Regions from separate parts of the Homo sapiens genome. Here region 1 is linked to region 2. A link is an interaction called in ENCODE POLR2A ChIA-PET data of the cell type or tissue named here. Cell type or tissue: HCT116. All regions are shown on one strand. Each heading gives the region's core, and the rest is flanking DNA. Links, peaks and the distances in the headings are about the cores only.

Region 1 (5,805 bases), core at 259-5,258, 320 kb before region 2:
AGTGGCACAGAAATATCTGTGAGCAATACTTACTTATTTCTCCAGTAAACTTTCCATCTATTCAGCTATCTATTACAAGCTGTTGGTCAACCCCATGAAGGCAGAATATTAACCCCCAGTCATGCATGGACCAGATATACCCCCTACAACTGTGCATGGACCAGAACCTTCTGGATAAGGACTGGCTGTCTGGGGAAGGGGCAGCTGTGGGGGAAGGTATATGGGGTGATAGGGCCATGACCTTGGCAGCCCATAACTGTGCCCCACCTCCAGGTGCCCCTGGGATGGCACCTTCTTTGGTCCATTGAGGCTACCCTCTGGTTGTTAAAGATGTGAGAGCATCAGATCCAGTTCACAGCTCTCCATCACAGACCCCATAATACCTGGGGTGAGAAGAGGCCACCCAGTCTTTCCATTTTTAAAGCAGTTAATTTCTTAACTTTAAAAAAAAAATCTTTCTTTTTTACTCTATTATATAAATAGGTGACATAAAGACAGTTTCTTACCTTGAAGTGTTGGAAGACCTAGAACCTTCCTTTCCCCACCCCAGTCATTTTCCTGACCTTGATGTCTCCAATACAGTGCTCTTGAACTCTAGGGTCACGTGCTTTAACCTCTTATTTTACATTACAGAGGAGGAAACTGAGGCCTAAAGAGGGGAAATGATTTATCCAGTGTCATAGTGTTAGGCCACACCTTCTATACCACAGTGACTATGTCCTAACTAGTGACAGCTGCAGTGTAGGGCTTGGTGCATTCTTACTTGGTACACCTCGTCTTTAATCCTGCGGGGTGAACATTTTCACCTCTCTTATGCCCACCTTGGGGAAAAGCAAGAGGTAACAGATTTACACAAGGGGATGTCGCTAGCAAGTGAGTGGCCAGAGTTTGCACATAGGTCCTTACAACCCCAATGCCCATGCTCCCCTCCCTATCATGCGACAGACGGCGAGCCACCGGGATGCTGCCAGCCAGGGTCCCAAAGTGGTTGTCCCTGGGCCACTCCACCTATCCTTGTCTACTCCCCACACCTCCCTCACCTTCCAAGTTCTAGTCTGGAATCTAGCCTTGGTCAGCAGAGATGAGAAAAACCACTCAGGTGACCCCAGTTTCTATTCCTGTGTCAAGCCAGAGATAGAAATTCACCTGAACCACATACCAAATGGGCCCCTAGGTCAGCTCATGATTCCCCAATCAGGCATTGTCACCAAAGCCACCAAATTCCATGAGAGGGAGCCAGGGGGAGTTGAGGAGAAAGTAGCAATCCATTTTTACACTGAATTTCCAGGGCAAAGAGACTCTCAGCCACAGTTATTTCCCTTAGAAGTTCAGTTTTGTCTTGACCATTTCTAAAGTCTGCTCAGAACTTGGCTAGTAGATGACCAAAGCCCTGGGCTAGTTAGCCTTGTGCATGTCCCCTCCCAGGAAGCAGAGCACAGGGAAGAGTATAGGGCAGTGACTGAGAGTAAAGAGCATGGGTCAGTGATTCCACACTTACAGGACACAGCATGGGTCAGGTACTATTCTAAGTACTCTTCACATAGAGTAATTCAACAATGTTACTATTACTCATGAAATAATGGGGGCATGGAAGGGTTAGCCAGGTAGTTCATGGTGGCAGTGCCAGGATTTGACCCAGGCAGTCTGGCTGACAGCTCACGCTCTTAAGCACGGAGCTCCTTGCCTGGCACATGAGTAACTGAACTATTGCGAGTCCTCTGGGCTGTGTGGCAGAGAGAATCTGGACTGGTCCATCTGGGGAATTTTTCTCAAAGCTGCCCTCGTCTGGTCTTGAGAAATGAAACCTACCTTTGTGACCCCCAGTTCTTGCCCAAGGAGGAATTGTACATGCCCCCACTGGTGATCAAGGTCATCGACCACAGGCAGTTTGGGCGGAAGCCTGTCGTCGGCCAGTGCACCATCGAGCGCCTGGACCGCTTTCGCTGTGACCCTTATGCAGGGAAAGAGGACATCGTCCCACAGCTCAAAGGTAACATGCAAGGCTGTGCATAAGTCTGGGGGCTTTTCTTTTTTTTTTTTTTTTTTTTGAGACGGAGTCTCGCTCTGTCGCCCAGGCCGGACTGCGGACTGCAGTGGCGCAATCTCGGCTCACTGCAAGCTCCGCTTCCCGGGTTCACGCCATTCTCCTGCCTCAGCCTCCCGAGTAGCTGGGACTACAGGCGCCCGCCACCGCGCCCGGCTAATTTTTTGTATTTTTAGTAGAGACGGGGTTTCACCTTGTTAGCCAGGATGGTCTCGATCTCCTGACCTCATGATCCACCCGCCTCGGCCTCCCAAAGTGCTGGGATTACAGGCGTGAGCCACCGCGCCCGGCCGTCTGGGGACTTTTCATGCATGGCTCTGATTTACTCTTTACAAACCTACTCAAGGTAAGTCCTGGATTCATTGTCTACATTTTACGGATGAGCAAACTGCGTGAGTTGCGGTGGGTTATGGCACTTTCCTAAGGTTCTATCATTCGTAAGTGGCAGAGCTGGGCTGGAATCTCGGCCTTGTTTTAGGGGTGGGTGGCATGCTCGAGGGATTCCTCTCTGAAGCGTCCTGCTCCTGGGTGAATGTAAGACTTCTTTTGAGGAAGTGTTAAGTGCTCATGAATGTTCCCTATTCACCTTTCAACAAGCAGCTTGCAAAGCAGGGAGAGCTGTTCCCACATCAGTGATGGGGATGAAGTCATTTCCTCTGCCTTTCACTGAATGGTTAGGAAGCACTCACTGACTGCCACGTGCTGTTCTAGATATCTGGGGACAGTGGGGACCAAGAAAGGCATGTTCCCCTCTCACAAAGCAAAAGTCCAGCAGGGAAGGCAAACGAGGAAGTGTGCAGTTGCAGTCCAGTGTGATAAATATCTTGATGGGGAAAACAGGAAGCTCCCTGACCCCATGAACACTGAGAGAGGAGGAGATTTTATTTCAGATTGCTTTCCACCTGTTGGCCTACCTCATTATCACATATAATTAATATGTAAATGATAGAGCAGGGCATAATACTTACTTTAGATTTCCATAATAAATAATAGCTAGTGATACAGCATTTTGCAATTACCCATTCAATAGTTACTTGCTTTTAGCTTACCATGTGCTAGGGACTGTGTTAGGGGCTGGGGGCTACATTGCATCAGTGCAAGAGATCCCAGGGCCCCTGGCCTCATAAATTAGACACCGTGGGAGGGCTGGAACAGCCTCATTCGGCTGATCCTTGGTGGCTTCAAGACTGAAGCAGATGTCTTCTATTTAAGCAGCTGTGTCACTAACTAGTTCCATTAAAACTTTCATAAGTGTGAGTACTGATTTTACAGAGCCTCTGAAATTCATCTGCTGTGTAGGTCTGACTAAGCATCCTGGATCCCTGATTCAGAGAAGAGGAAAAAAATCCACAGTCACATTTAAGCAAAACTCTACATGTGCTTATTAAGAAATGTCCCATATAAAACATTTTATGCTGAATTGACGGTGCCTAAAATAGCATTTTTGATAACAACAAGGATTGTTGTAATTGCAGGAATTGTTTCATTTGAGGTTACTAAATGGAGAGAAACCACTTTCCTGGCTTTTTTTTTCTTACTGTTTTCATGAGAGAAGGTTTTTTGGTCCAAATATGTGAAATCACCCAGAGGGTACAAATGCTACACGCTTTCTCTGGCCCCAGAATCACTTACGTGGACCTGTTTGTGTCTATTGCTCAGGGGTGGGCTGGGTCTAAGGCAGACTGCCCTGGCTAGCAATTCTATGTAATCAATGTAGAGTGTGGTCAAGGCTTCAGAGAGCCCCAGAAAAGGAAAATCTGGTCCTTTCATAAAACCAGTGATAGGTTAAGAGTTGAGGGCACTTGGATGGCCTCATGTTGGAAGCACACAGAATAACTTTCTCCTCCTGTCCCTTGGGCTTTGTTTCCATGAGGAGGGTGAAGTGGAGAACTGATCCTCTAGGAAAGAACTTATGTTCAGTTGTGTTCCTGTGACCCTGCCCTCTGGTTGTCTTGTTCTGTACTGTTGGACTTGTCAGGATCTGCAGGGGAGCTTATCTTGGAAGTGTAGAGACTGCTTACAGGTCTAGGGGTGCCACGTGGATCTAAAACTACCTCACACAGTAACTGATATATCACAGATGCTCAGGAAATGTCAGTCTCCCCTCCTCCCCGCTATCCCCCTGATGGTTCCTCCAGGCTCTGGTGTGGTGGTTAAAACACAAGCTTTGGAGTCAGCCAAACCTAGGTTACTTACTCCCCAACTTACCACTAATTGTTTCACCTGAAGCAAGTGACTTGCTTGCTGTTAGCTTCTGTTTGTTTTAAAATTTTTAAAACAGGGATAATGGCACATATTCTACAGGACTATTGAGGTACTAAGTGAGGTCATGTAAGTAAAGTGTTTAGCTCAGTGCCCAGCACATGGTGGGTACCGAAAAAGGTTTGTTGTTTCTCCTCCTTTATGTCCTGTATGTCAATTGCCAGGGTGGTTAAGCAGAAAGTTCTGTTGGCTTGGCAGAGTTTGTTCTGTCTAGGTTCTGGCCTTCTGTTAAATGTCTTCCTGTTTGGTGCTTCCTCAATAAATGGGAGATGTACCTCTCATCCTACCCCCGCCCCAGGGTGAGGCTTTGGTATCCCCCACCCCTTTAGCTGAATCAAATGTAGTAAGCCCAGGGACTACTCCTGAGTCCATGCTCTAACCCCCAAATCCTGAGTCACAGATATTCTGGGAATTGTACATAAAGTCAGGGCATGTGTCTTCTCCCTCTGCATACGCTGTTGAGAATAAGGGCTGAATAAGCCACTGCAACCTCAGGCCTGAAATATACAACAATCCACCCTGCTTTTCTTTTCCTTTCCTTTCCCTTCTTTTTTTTTTTTTTTTTTTTTTTTTTAATTTAAGTTCTGGGATACATGTGCAGAACGTGCAGGTTTGTTACATAGGTATACACGTGCCATGTTGGTTTGCTGCACCCATTAACCTGTTATCTACATTAGATATTTCTCCTTCCCCTGGCCTCTCACCCCTCCTTTCCCTTCTTTTTCTTATTTTTCTCTTCTTTATTTTCTGTTTCTTAGGAACAAACTTCAAGAAAAGAAGACTCCTTTAGATGTAGGCTCTCTGTATGTTCTCACTTATAAGTAGGAGCTAAGCTATGGGAATACAAAGGCATGCAGAGTGGTACAATGGACATTGGAGACTCAGAAGGGGGAGGGGGATAAAAGACTGCATACTGGGCACAATGTACACTACTCAGGTGACAGGTGCACTACAATCTCAGAATTCACAACCATATAATTCATCCATGTAACCAAAAACCTCTTGTACCCCAAAAGCTATTGAAATTAAAAAATGTCGGTTCCCCACTTACTCCTGCACCCTCTAAAGACATGTATTGACACAATTGTTTTTTGAGCACTTTCTGTATAGGCACTGGACTAATTGTCTAAAAACAGTAATGAACATATAATCCCCTAGAAAATGTCTAAAACCATATTATGTTTGGGGAAACGTGATGGATTGTTGGTTTATTTTCTACATTCAGGAGTTGTCCTCTCTATTCTGTAAGTCCCATCCAAGAATAAACTCTACCATCCACCCTATGGCTGTTAAACTTGAACTTGGAGTAGAATGTTCACCACTGTATTTCTCTAAGTATCTTAGATTAAGAAAGTATTTGTCTTGCAGCCTCCCTTCTGTCTGCCCCACCATGCCGGGACATCGTTATCGAAATGGAAGACACCAAACCATTACTGGCTTCTAAGGTAGGCTTCAGAGCTGATCAGTGGATGCTGTCAGTTTTATCTTCTATGCTTAGA
Region 2 (5,805 bases), core at 548-5,547:
CCTTGACTCCCAGGCTCAAGCAATCCTCCTGACTCAGCCTCCTGACTAGCTGGGACTACAGGTGTGCACCACAATACCTGGCTGATTTTTTGCCTCAGCCTCCCAAACTGCTGGAATTACAGGCATGAGCCACCACACCCAGTCTGCAATCTATGTTACAACAAATTCCTGTCTGTGGAGACGAAGGCTAAGGGGGGAAAAAATCAATAGAAAACTACAAATTATTCATAACAGATTTCCCTATAAAGTGGTAGAACATAAGAGTGGTCAAATGTGTAATGCCTATGGCTAATGGTTGCTTAGTCCTCTTGCAGTGTATTATATTGAGAAGCCCAGACTTAACAATTTATCGTGAAAGAAATGGCATATATCTTCATGATATGTGCATTTGTCTTATTAGAAAACAAATCTATGAAGTGAGGGGTAGTATTATGGGGTGCCTCTTTTAAAAATGGCATGGGGGCGGGCACGGTGGCTCATGCCTATAATCCCAGCACTTTGGTAGGCAGAGGCGGGCAGATCACCTGAGGTCAGCAGTTCAAGACCAGCCTGACCAACATGGTGACACCCCCTCTGTACTAAAAATACAAAAATTAGCTGGGTGCGGTAGCATGTGCCTGTAATCCCAGCTGCTCGGGAGGCTGAGGCAGGAAAATCGCTTGAACCTGGGAGGCGGAGGTTGCAGTGAGCTGAGATTGCGCCACTGCACTCCAGCCTGGGTGACAGAGCGAAGACTCTGCTCAAAAAAAAAAAAAAAAAAAAGAAAGAAAGAAAAAAGAAAAGAAAGAAAACGCATGGACTACACTCTTGTCTAATTAAATGAGAACATATTAGATCAGAACACAGATAAGAACAAGTCAAGCTGTAAGAGTTGATAAGTTAAAAACCAACTAAAAAATGAAAAAGAATGGGCTTTACCTTCAGAAATAATTCCTGAACTCCTGGAGGCAGAGAATCTTCCCTGGTTTCAATTAATAAAAAGATTCATGTGCAGGGTAACAAAATGACTTTTTTTTTAAAGTATTCTTTAAAAAATGATGTTGCATCAAAGAAGTGATGACAGGAAAAAGAACATATCTAGGTGTAAATTTCCCCTCTTACCTGGCAGGGAGGGCTTGGTGTCAGGTAAAGAGATCAACTGAACAAAGTAGCTTTTGTTCCTCTACCTCCTTCTCTTTCTGCATCTGTAGGTGCTCACAGCTAAATTAACGTGAAAAGTAAACCATCTGGGCCAAAAATATCTGTAAGTTCTAAAGGACTTACAGCATTTTTTCATCCTATTTTTAGTACACTAAATAGTAATACTGTTTTCTTCCTGGAAGTTTGGCTTTAAGGTTCTTATTTTGGCAAAAATTAGATTGTTTGCCTTAAGGGGAGGTGTATCTTGAAAAATGTCACTTTAACTGTATTTCTTTTTTGTTAATAATACTATGAGACACTCTACAACAAACAGAAAAACACAGAACCTATCTTGATCATTTTACTAAAACATCTACCCTTCAAATTGTTCCCATCTCATTTATAATTTATGAAGTATATTAGTAAGAGAAAAAAGTAAAAACATATTCTTTATTTTTCTCCATACTTGGAGACTGCATACTTTCTCTGCATACTTGCAGACTGTGGCTCAATAACAACAGCCTTGATGAGTCACTAAGGAATCCAACAACTGTTAGGATTTGAACTCTACATGAGCTGGTATTTTAATTTCTCAATTAAATCTTCTCATTCTTCACAAGGAATCCTGTGTTACTGTTCATGCTTCTTAAAAACAAGTTATTCTGTATGACTGACTGGTTTACTGCATCTAAGCAGCATTAATTCTCTAGTAATTATCAAACTTCATAAAATTATCTGAATGCTTTTTTTAGAAGTTCAAATTATTTTTGAAAATTTACCATTTTTTTGGCTGGGCGCAGTGGCTCACGCCTATAATCCTAGCACTTTGGGAGGTCGAGGCAGGCAGATTGCCTGAGCTCAGGTGGGCAGACTGCTTGAGCTCAGGAGTCTGCGACTAGCCTGGGCAACATGGCAAAACCCCGTCTCTACTAAACAGAAAAAACTAGGCTAGTCGCGGTGGCTCAGGCCTGTAATCTCAGCACTTTGGGAGGTCGAGGCAGGCAGATCACCTGTGGTTGGGAGTTCGAAACCAGCCTGACCAACATGGAGGAACCCTGTCTCTCCTAATAATACAAAATTAGCCGGGCGTGGTGGCACATGCCTGTAATCCCAGCTACTCAGGGGGCTGAGGCAGGAGAATCACTTGAACCTGGGAGGCAGAGGTTGCAGTGAGCCGAGATCGCGCCATTGCGCTCCAGCCTGGGCAACAAGAGCGAAACTCCATCTCAAAAAAAAAAAAAAGAAAAAAGAAAAACACTATGAGATCCATTTATTTTCAATAAATGATGCTAGGTCAATTGAATAACCATACAGAACAAAATGAATCTGGAACTTTACATCCCAAACTATGCATAAAAATCAACTTTGGATGGATTATAAACTTAAATATGAGTGGTAAAACAATAAAATTACAGAAGAAAACAAAGGAAAATATCTTTGTGATTTCAGGGGTAGGGCAAAGATTTCTTAAACAGGACATTAAAAGAATCATAAAAAATAATAAACTGGATTTCATTACTATTATGAACTTCTCCTCATCAAAAGACACTATTAAGAGTGAACAGACAAGCAACAGAGTAGAAGACATTTACAACAATACATAGACCTGATAAAGAACTCCCATTCAGAATATACAAAGAAATTCTATATATCAGTCAGACATAGACAACCCAATAGAGAAAAATGGCCTCAAATCTCGGCAGGTTATTCACAAAAGAGAACATTCAAATGGCAAATACATGGATGAAAAAAATTCAATTTTATAAGTCATCAAGAAATAAACAGGCATACTTCGGAGATACTATATGTCTGGTTCCAGACAACCTCAATAAAATGATTATCACAATAAAGTGAGTGACACAAATTTTTAGGTTACCCAGTGTAAATGAAAGTTATGTTTACACTATAGTCTATTAAGTGTGCAATAGCATGTCTGAAAAAACAACGTACACACCCTAATTAAATGTACTTTACTACAAAAAAAATGCTAATGATCATTTGAGCCTTCAGCCAGTAGCAATGTTTTTGCTGGTGGAGACTCTTGCCTCAGTGTGGATGGCTGCTGACTCATTCGGGTGGTGATTGCTGAAGGCTGAGGTGGCTATGCCAATATCTTAAAAAAAGACAACAATGAAATTTACTGCATCAATTGACTCTTCCTTTCACAAAAGGTATCTCTGAAGCATGGATACTGTTTGGCAGCATTTTACCCAGAGTAGAACATCTTTCAAAATTGGAGTCAATCCTTTCAAATTCTGCCACTTCTTTATCAACTAAGTTTATGTAATATTCTAAATTCTTTTTTTTTTTTTTTTTTTTGAGATGGAGTTTCACTCTTGTTGCCCAGGCTGGAGTGCAATGGCACGATCTCAGCTCACCGCAACCTCCGCCTCCCAGGTTCAAGCGATTCTCCTGCCTCAGTCTCCCAAGTAGCTAGGATTACAGGCATATGCCACCACGTCCAACTAATTCTGTATTTTTAGTAGAGACAGGGTTTCTCCATGTTGGTCAGGCTGGTCCTGATCTCCCGACCTCAGGTGATCCACCTGCCTCGGCCTCCCAAAGTGCTGGGATTACAGGCCTGAGCCACCGCATCCAGCATATTCTAATTTCCTTGTGAACAGCCTCTTCACCAGGGGTAGATTCCATCTCAAAAAAACACTTTCCCTGCTTATCCGTTAGAAGTAATACCTCATCCATTCAAATTTTATCATGAGATTTTAGCAACTCAATCACATTTTCAGGCTCCAGTTCTAGTTTCCTTGCTATTTCCACGGCTTCTGCAGTTAGTTCCTCCACTGAAGTCTTGAACCCCTCAAAATCATCCATGAGGAATGGAAACTTTTTTCTTTTTTTTGAAACAGGGTCTTGCTCTGTTGCCCAGGCTGGAGTGGAGTGGCACGATCATGGCTCACTGAAGTCTCGACCTCCAGGGCTCAGGCGATCCTCCCACCTAGCCTCCAGAGTAGCTGGGATTACAGGCAAGCACCACCATGCTTGGCTAGTTTTAAAAAAAATAACATATGACAGCGTCTCCTTATGTTGTCCAGGTTGGTCTCAAACTCCCAGCCTCAAGCAGTCCTCCCACCTCGGCCTCCCAAAGTGTCGGGATTACAGGGGTGAGCCACGACCAATCACAAATGTCTTTAATGGCATTTAGAATGGAGAATCCTTTCCAGAAGGCTCTCAGTTGACTTTGCCCAGACCCATCAGAGGAACTATTCTATGGTAGCTGTAGCCTTTCAAAATGTATTTTTAAATAATAAGACTTGAAAGTTGAAATCATTCCTTGATCCATGGGCTGCAGAATGAATGCTGTGTTAGCAGGCATGAAAACATTTATTTCCTTGTACATATCCATCAGAGTTCTTGAGTGATGAAGTCCATTGTTAATAAGCAGTAATATTTTGAAAGGATTCTTTTCTTCTGAGCAGGAGGTCTCAACAGTGCACTTAAAATATTCAACAAACCATGCTATAAATAGATGTGCTGTCACCCAGGCTTTGTTGTTCCATTTATAGAGCACAGGCAGATGTAACAATTCTTAAGGGCCCTTGGGTTTTTGGAATGGTCATTGAATACTGGCTTCAACTTAAAGTCACCAGATGCATTAGTCCCTAACAAGACAGTCTGAATGTCCTTTGAAACTTTAAAACCAAGTATTGCCTTCTCTTCTCTAGTTATGAAAGTCATAGTTGATACCTTTTTCCAATAGAAGGTTGTTTGATCTACACTGAAAATCTCTTGCTTAGTGTAGCCACTTCATCAATTATCTTAGTTAGATCTTCTGGATAAATTACTTGCTGTAGCCTCTCCATTAGCACTTGCTGCTTCATCTTGCACGTTTATGTTATGGAGATGGCTTCTTTCCTTAAACCTCATGAACCAACCTCAGCTACCTTCAAACTTTTCATCTGCAGCTTCCTCACTTCTCTCAGCCTTCATAGAATTGAACAGAGTTAGGCCCTCCTTGCTCTGGATTATACTTTGGCTCAAGGGAATGCTGTGGCTGGTTTCATTTTTATCCAGAACACTCGGACTTTCTCCATATCAGCAATGAGGCTATTTTGCTCTCATATCAATCTTGTGTTCACTGGAGTAGCACTTTTAATTTCCTTCAATAATTATTTCTTTGTATTCACACCTTGGCTGTTTGGTGCAAGAGGCCTTGCTTTTGGTCTATCAGCTTTCGACATGCCTTCCTCATTAAGTTAATCATTTCTAGCTTTTGTGAGAGACATGTGGCTCTTCCATTCACTTGAACACTTAGAGGCCACTGTAGGATTATTAATTAGCCTAATTTCAATATTGTTACCTCTTAGGGAATAGGGAGGCTCCAGGAGAGGAAGAGACGGGAACAGCTGGTTGGTAGAGCAGTCAGAACACACAGGTTTATTGATTAAGTTCATCATCTTATATGGGTGTGGTTCATGCACCCCAAAACAATTACAATGGTAACATCAAAGACCACTGATCACAGATCAAAAACAGACATAGTAATAATGAAAAAGTTTGAAATACTGTGAGAATTACAAAATGTGACCAAGGATACTAAGTGACCATATGCTGTTAGAAAAACGGTACTGAAAGACTTCCAGGATGCAGCAGTATCACAAACCTTAGATTTGTAAAAATCACATTATCTGTGAATTGCAACAAAGCAAAGCACAGTAAAGCAAGGTATGC

What was found. Peaks named below come from ENCODE experiments on the same cell type or tissue, not always from the same donor. Only the 100,000 strongest peaks of a DNase experiment are listed, where the experiment ranks them.
Region 1: POLR2A ChIA-PET joins it to region 2 with 5 read pairs; 2 of 35 experiments call an interaction of 5 or more read pairs at or near these places.

The regions. Positions count from the first base shown.
Region 1 is chr10:93,343,802-93,349,606 of GRCh38, reverse strand. MYOF (myoferlin) reads left to right here. Exons shown (of 54, transcript NM_013451.4): 37 at 1,825-1,990; 38 at 5,675-5,751. Among named protein-coding and RNA genes, the nearest start is that of MYOF, 140 kb to the left of the region's middle. In HCT116, for the core only: no CTCF peak of the experiment used is centred there; no DNase peak of the experiment used is centred there.
Region 2 is chr10:93,026,468-93,032,272 of GRCh38, reverse strand. The region is part of intron 20 of EXOC6 (exocyst complex component 6); the gene reads right to left. Among named protein-coding and RNA genes, the nearest start is that of CYP26C1, 31 kb to the left of the region's middle. In HCT116, for the core only: no CTCF peak of the experiment used is centred there; DNase peaks (open chromatin) are centred at 1,642 and 3,182; H3K27ac peaks cover 952 bases.